Regions from separate parts of the Homo sapiens genome. Here region 1 is linked to region 2. Evidence: chromatin loops called from intact Hi-C (ENCODE). Cell type or tissue: B cell. All regions are shown on one strand. Links, peaks and the distances in the headings refer to the core of each region. The heading gives the core; the rest is flanking DNA.

What was found. Peaks named below come from ENCODE experiments on the same cell type or tissue, not always from the same donor. Only the 100,000 strongest peaks of a DNase experiment are listed, where the experiment ranks them.
Region 1: a loop joins it to region 2, with 2.8 times the contacts of the local background. A loop is called at or near these places in 9 of 110 quality-filtered maps.

The regions. Positions count from the first base shown.
Region 1 is chr9:6,765,914-6,768,833 of GRCh38, reverse strand. The region is part of intron 1 of KDM4C (lysine demethylase 4C); the gene reads right to left. Among named protein-coding and RNA genes, the nearest start is that of KDM4C, 9.4 kb to the right of the region's middle. RefSeq lists enhancers at 754-1,397, 1,398-2,043. In B cell, for the core only: no CTCF peak of the experiment used is centred there; no DNase peak of the experiment used is centred there; H3K27ac peaks cover 933 bases.
Region 2 is chr9:6,815,470-6,818,389 of GRCh38, reverse strand. The region is part of intron 4 of KDM4C (lysine demethylase 4C); the gene reads right to left. Among named protein-coding and RNA genes, the nearest start is that of KDM4C, 59 kb to the right of the region's middle. In B cell, for the core only: no CTCF peak of the experiment used is centred there; a DNase peak (open chromatin) is centred at 1,619; H3K27ac peaks cover 1,132 bases.

The DNA.
Region 1 (2,920 bases), core at 253-2,752, 50 kb after region 2:
ATCACTGCACTCCAGCCTGGGCAACAGAGTGAAACTCCCTCTTTAAAAAAAAAAGAAAGAAAAACAAAAAGTGTCAAGATCATGAAAATCAAGACCATGAAGATCAAGGAAAAAAAAATCAAGATCATGAAAATCCTTCTCAAATCCATATTTGAGATTGAAGGATGCTTAAAAGACCTACAACAAGAATACATATTGCACAATTCTGGACTGGATACTTTTGCTATGAAGAACATTAATTACTATAACAAATAGTGAAATATGAAGAATCTAAAAATTAGATGATAGTAATGTATCAGTGTTAATTTCCTGATTTTGATGGATATACTGCAGTTATGGAGAAAAATGTAGGAAATACACATTGAGTTACTGAGGAGTGAGGGAGCATGAAGACAACCATTTGTGTAAAAAAATGTAAACACACACATAAATTTATATAGAATATCTCTAAAATTCCCTAAAAGGGAAGCCCAGCAGGTTAAAAAAAAAAAAAAAATCCTGTTCAGCACTACCCATCAGCTGGGGCCTGCCTATCTGTCACCAAAAACTATGTGATCATTTATGTGCTTTCCCAGGGACCGAGATTTTCTAGAAAGAGCCCTAATGAGAAGACACAAGCATTTCAGATCCAGATTCTAGTTCTTCTTGCCAGTTTAATTAGGGAACCACACTGAAGACATTAGTCTTCCAATGCCTGACACTCTCGGTCGACTGAAAAAGTTCATATTCCCTAAAAGGGAATTTTAGACAGAAGGGAACTAGCTGTCTAAAGGCTAAAAGTGAGAACCATGTACACATTTTACCCTTTAATACCTTCTGAATTTTATATCTTGTTACATACCTTGTATTGCCTATTTGAAAATACTAAAAGAAATATTATGTGTGTATATATAATACAAACTTAGAAAAATAAATAAAATTATCAAAAAAAAAAGGAAAATGATTTTACCTATCTCAGGGCCAGATTCTTCCTGCTAATGAAAGCTGCCTGAATATTATAGACTGAGAGGTATCACTTTATGTGCCCAAATTTTAGGGAAGGATTCCTTTTTGAAAGTTAAATAGATGGCCAGATGGCCAAGCACAGAAGATCACGCCTGTAATCCCAGCACTTTGGAAGGCTGAAGCGGACATCACCTGAGGTCAGGACTTCAAGACCAGCCTGGACAACATGGCAAAACCCCATCTCTACTAAAAACGGCAAAACCCCATCTGTACTAAAAACACAAAAATTAGCCAGGCATGGTGGCAGGTGCCTGTAGTCCCAGCTACTCGGGAGACTGAGGCAGAAGAATCGCTTGAACCTGGGAGGCAGAGGTTGCAGTGAGCCGAGATCATGCCATTGCACTGCATCCTAGGTGACAGATCAAGACACCGTCTCAAAAAAAAAGGGGGCCGTGCATGGTGGCTCACGCCTGTAATCCCAACACTTTGGGAGGCTGAGGCAGGCGGATCACAAGGTCAGGAGTTCGAGACCATCCTGCCGAACGTGGTGAAACCCTGTCTCCACTAAAAACACAAAAAAATTAGCCGGGCGTGAGGTGAGGGGTGCCTGTAGTCCCAGCTACTCGGGAGGCTGAGGCAGGAGAATGGCGTGAACCCAGGAGGCGGAGCTTGCAGTGAGCCGAGATCGTGCCACTGCACTCCAGCCTGGGCGACACAGCGAGACTCCATCTCAAAAAAGAATAAAAAAAAAGCAAAAAAGAAAGTTAAATAGATAAAAAACAAAATGAGATAAACTACCTGCAAAAAAAACACTTCAGTTCACCCACTCAAAGGGATGCCTGTGACCATTCAAAGTATCTGATGGACTCTCAGAACAGAACAGAATCAACAATATACTAATGATCAGACAAAGCCTGTCCTGAGGACTGGAATTTAAACAAACATCTGGTACAAAAAACAAATGCAAAGATGGAGGTAAAAAGGGAGCCAAATGAAGGAATTTATCGCTTCTTTAACCTTATTCAACAAGAGAAAACGTACTGGCAGAGAAGAATGTTCTGATAAGCAGAGGTGAATGCTCAAGGGTCAGGGAAGCCCAGCAGGTTAAAAAAAAAAAAAATCCTGTTCAGCACTACCCATCAGCTGGGGCCTGCCTACCTGTCACCAAAAACTATGTGATCATTTATGTGCTTTCCCAGGGACCGAGACTTTCTAGAAAGAGCCCTAATGAGCAGACACAAGCATTTCAGATCCAGATTCTAGTTCTTCTTGCCAGTTTAATTAGGGAACCACACTGAAGACATTAGTCTTCCAATGCCTGACACTCTCGGTCGACTGAAAAAGTTCATATTTCTAAATGTACAATGCTAAAAATGGAAGCAGGACTATGAACTCCACTAAAATGTCCCACACCGAGACCCCCACTAAAGGGGGCCAACTGTCCTAAGTCTGACATTTCTAATTTCAAAAATTTTCCCATTCCTTCCCAGTAAACAGCAAATCAATACTTGAAATTATAGCTTTTTGTACGATTATCATACATAAGTTGAGCATCTCAAACCAAAAATCTGAAATACTCCAAAATCTGAAAGTTTCGAGGGCAAACATGACACTCAAAGTAAATGCTCATTTCAGATTTCAAATTCTCAGATTACAGATGCTCAGTTGTAACTATAGCATCTGTAATGTATAGTAAAATGCAATATTCCCAAATCTGAAAAAAATATAAAATTCATGTATTTCAGATAAGGAATACTCAACCTATACAATATATTTTCATATATTTTAAAATATTTACTTTGCCAAGCACAGTGGCTATTGCCTGTAATCCCAGCACTTTGGGAGGCTGAGGTGGGCGGATCACCTGAGGTCAGGAGTTAGTGACCAGCCTGGCCAACATGGTGAAACCCCATCTCTACTAAAAGCACAAAAATTAGCCTGGTGCGGTGGCACACACCTGTAGTCCCAGCTACTC
Region 2 (2,920 bases), core at 193-2,692:
CTTACATTTAGCTCATAAGAAATTTATTATTGCTAAAGAATAAATCAGCAAACAATACACTTGAAACTGAAACGAACAAAAATCCACCATGTAATACAAGGTACGATTTGAAATTGGTAGTCTAGATGTGGCTTGTGCTAAAAGAAACTGAAATGATCCTTCTGGAAAGCAATATTGGAAATGTTTCAAAAGTCAAAAAACTGTAAAAACCTTCTCAACTCTTTGGTGGTAAACATGAACACGCATGCAATCACAGGCATGCATATATACATACACTCACATAAAACAGAAAGACCAAAAGGAAATCATAAAAAGGATATTCCTGGGCAGGGTGCGGTGGCTCACACCTGTAATCCCAGCACTTTGGAAGGCTGAGGTAGGCAGATCACAAGGTCAGGAGATTGAGACCAACCTGGCCAAGATGGTGAAACCCCGTCTCTACTAAAAATACAAAAATTCGCTGGGCATGGTGTCACGTGCCTGTAATCCCAGCTACTTGGGAGGCTGTGGCAGGAGAATAGCTTAAACCAAGGAGTCACAGGTTGCAGTGAGCCAAGATAGCGCCACTGCACTCCAGCCTGGGCTACAGAGTGAGACTCTGTCTCAAAAAAAAAAAAAAAAAAAAAGGTTATTCCTGTTTGATAACCTTATGAGCAATTTTTTATTCTCTTCTTCACGTTTTTCTGTATTTTTCCATTTTCCTACATGTACATATACTACTTTAATAAACAATACATTCTCAACATAGAGATTACTTATACTAGTAAAAATTCAGATGCAGAATGAGGAAAGGCTATTTTTTTAACTTTTATTTTTACTATTTCAAACATATACGTATTTAAAACACCAGTCTGTCAACTAGCTTCAATTATAAATATTTTGCTGGGCTGGGCACAGTGGCTCACACCTGTAATCCCAACACTTTGGGAAGCTGAAGAGGGAGGATCGCTTGAGCCCAGGAGTTTGAGACCAGCGTGGGCAACATAGGAAGACCCTGTCTTTACAAAAAACATTTTAAAAATTAGCTAGGCATGGTGGCGCCTGCAGGTAGTCCCAGCTACATAGGAGGTGGAGGCAGGAAGACTGCTTGAACCCAGGAGGTCAAGGCTGCAGTGAGCCGTGATCATGCCATTGCATGCCAACCTGGGTGACAGAACAAGACTGTCTCAAAAAAAAAAAAAGTGGGGGGGGGGGCAGGGGGAGGGGCCAATCTTCTTTCATCTATATCCATTCAACTTTATTTTCTTAAGTAACTGAAAAACAAATCCCAACCCTCGTGTTATTTCAATCATATATCCTTCAATATGCATCTTTAATTGATAAATTAAGAAAATTACATAGCCATCATTCCATCCAATATGACAATTCTACAATATCATATATCTTCAAAAATAAGAATCGTCTTTGAAATAAGTGTTCAGCAATTAAAAATTCATATTTGAAATTGTGCTACTACCTCATACGCAGGATATATAAAGAAGTATAAACCAGTAAGAATCACTAAAACCACAGAAAAGGGAACTTAAGCCAAAAAAAAAAGAAAAAGAAAAGCATGACAAAAAAGAAGTGTATAAGAGACTTCACTAAAGGGGAAATCCAAACATTCAGTGAACATAAGGGGAAAAAATCATAATGCAACTTAAAACCAAAAGATACGACTACACACACCAACAGAGTGGCTAAAATTAAAGAAATGACAATATCGAGTGTTAGGGAGGATGTGGGGCAAAGGAAACTTGAAAACATTGCTATAGGAAGTGTAAGCTGGAAAAAATGTTTTCTTCTAAAGCTAACCATGTATATATAAGGTATATAAGAAGGTATAAGGTATGAAGTATAAGAAGCCAGACATAAAAGAATGCACACTGAATGATTCTAGTTATATAAAATTCAGAAACAGGCCACACTGAGCTGTACTGTTAAACAAAAGAAGAAAATGATTACCTTCAAGTCAGAAGATCTAGTTACCTTTGGAGGAAAAGGGGAGCCTATAGTAGGTAATAGGGCAGGTAAGGGAATTCTACGGTGCTGGTAATGTTTTCCTCAGTGTCAGAAATGGTACACAGGTGTTCACTTTACAATAATTCATAAAGCTCTAGGTTTATGTTCTATGCACTTTCTAGCTTGTTTTATATTTCAAAATAAAAAAGGTTTTAAAATAATATAATAATGGAATTAAGGCAAGGATTATGAATGAATGCCATAGATGCCAAATCCACTGAATGAAAGGCTGTTGGGGACAGATAGTCAGCTAATATTTGAGTATACCCCATAGATCACTTATTAGTTACAAAGGGGAATCCTTGACTGAATCCTTAAAGGAGGGCGGGGGGACAGTTATAACATTACTGGGAAAATTTGAATATGGTCTATACACTAGATAATATTATATAAATGTTAAACTCTCTTGTCATTAAAAGATACATGCTTATATAATTCAGGGTGAACTATCGTGATGCCTGCATCATACATCAAAGACAGAAAGACAGACAGATAGAAACAGAGATAAAGAGACACAAAGAAACATTAAGCAAATGTGGCAAAATATTAACTATAGATCAAGTATCCCTTACCCATAATGCTTGGGCCCAGAGGTATTTCAGATGTCAGATTTTTCCCCATTTTGGAGTATTTGCATTATACTTACAGGTTGAGCATCCCTTCCAAAATGCTCCAAAATCCCAAACTTTCTGAGTTTCAACACGATGCTCAAAGGTCATGCTCAAAGGAAATGCTCACTGGAGCATTTAGATTTTGGATTTCTGGATGAAGGATGCTTAACCTGTACTAGTGAACCTAAGTGAATGGTATCCAGGTGTGTATTGCACTAGTTCCACCTTTCAGTAGATAAGAAATTTTTCGAAAGAAAATAATGGGCCAGGCCTGGTGGTTCACACCTCTAATCCCAGCACTTTAGGAG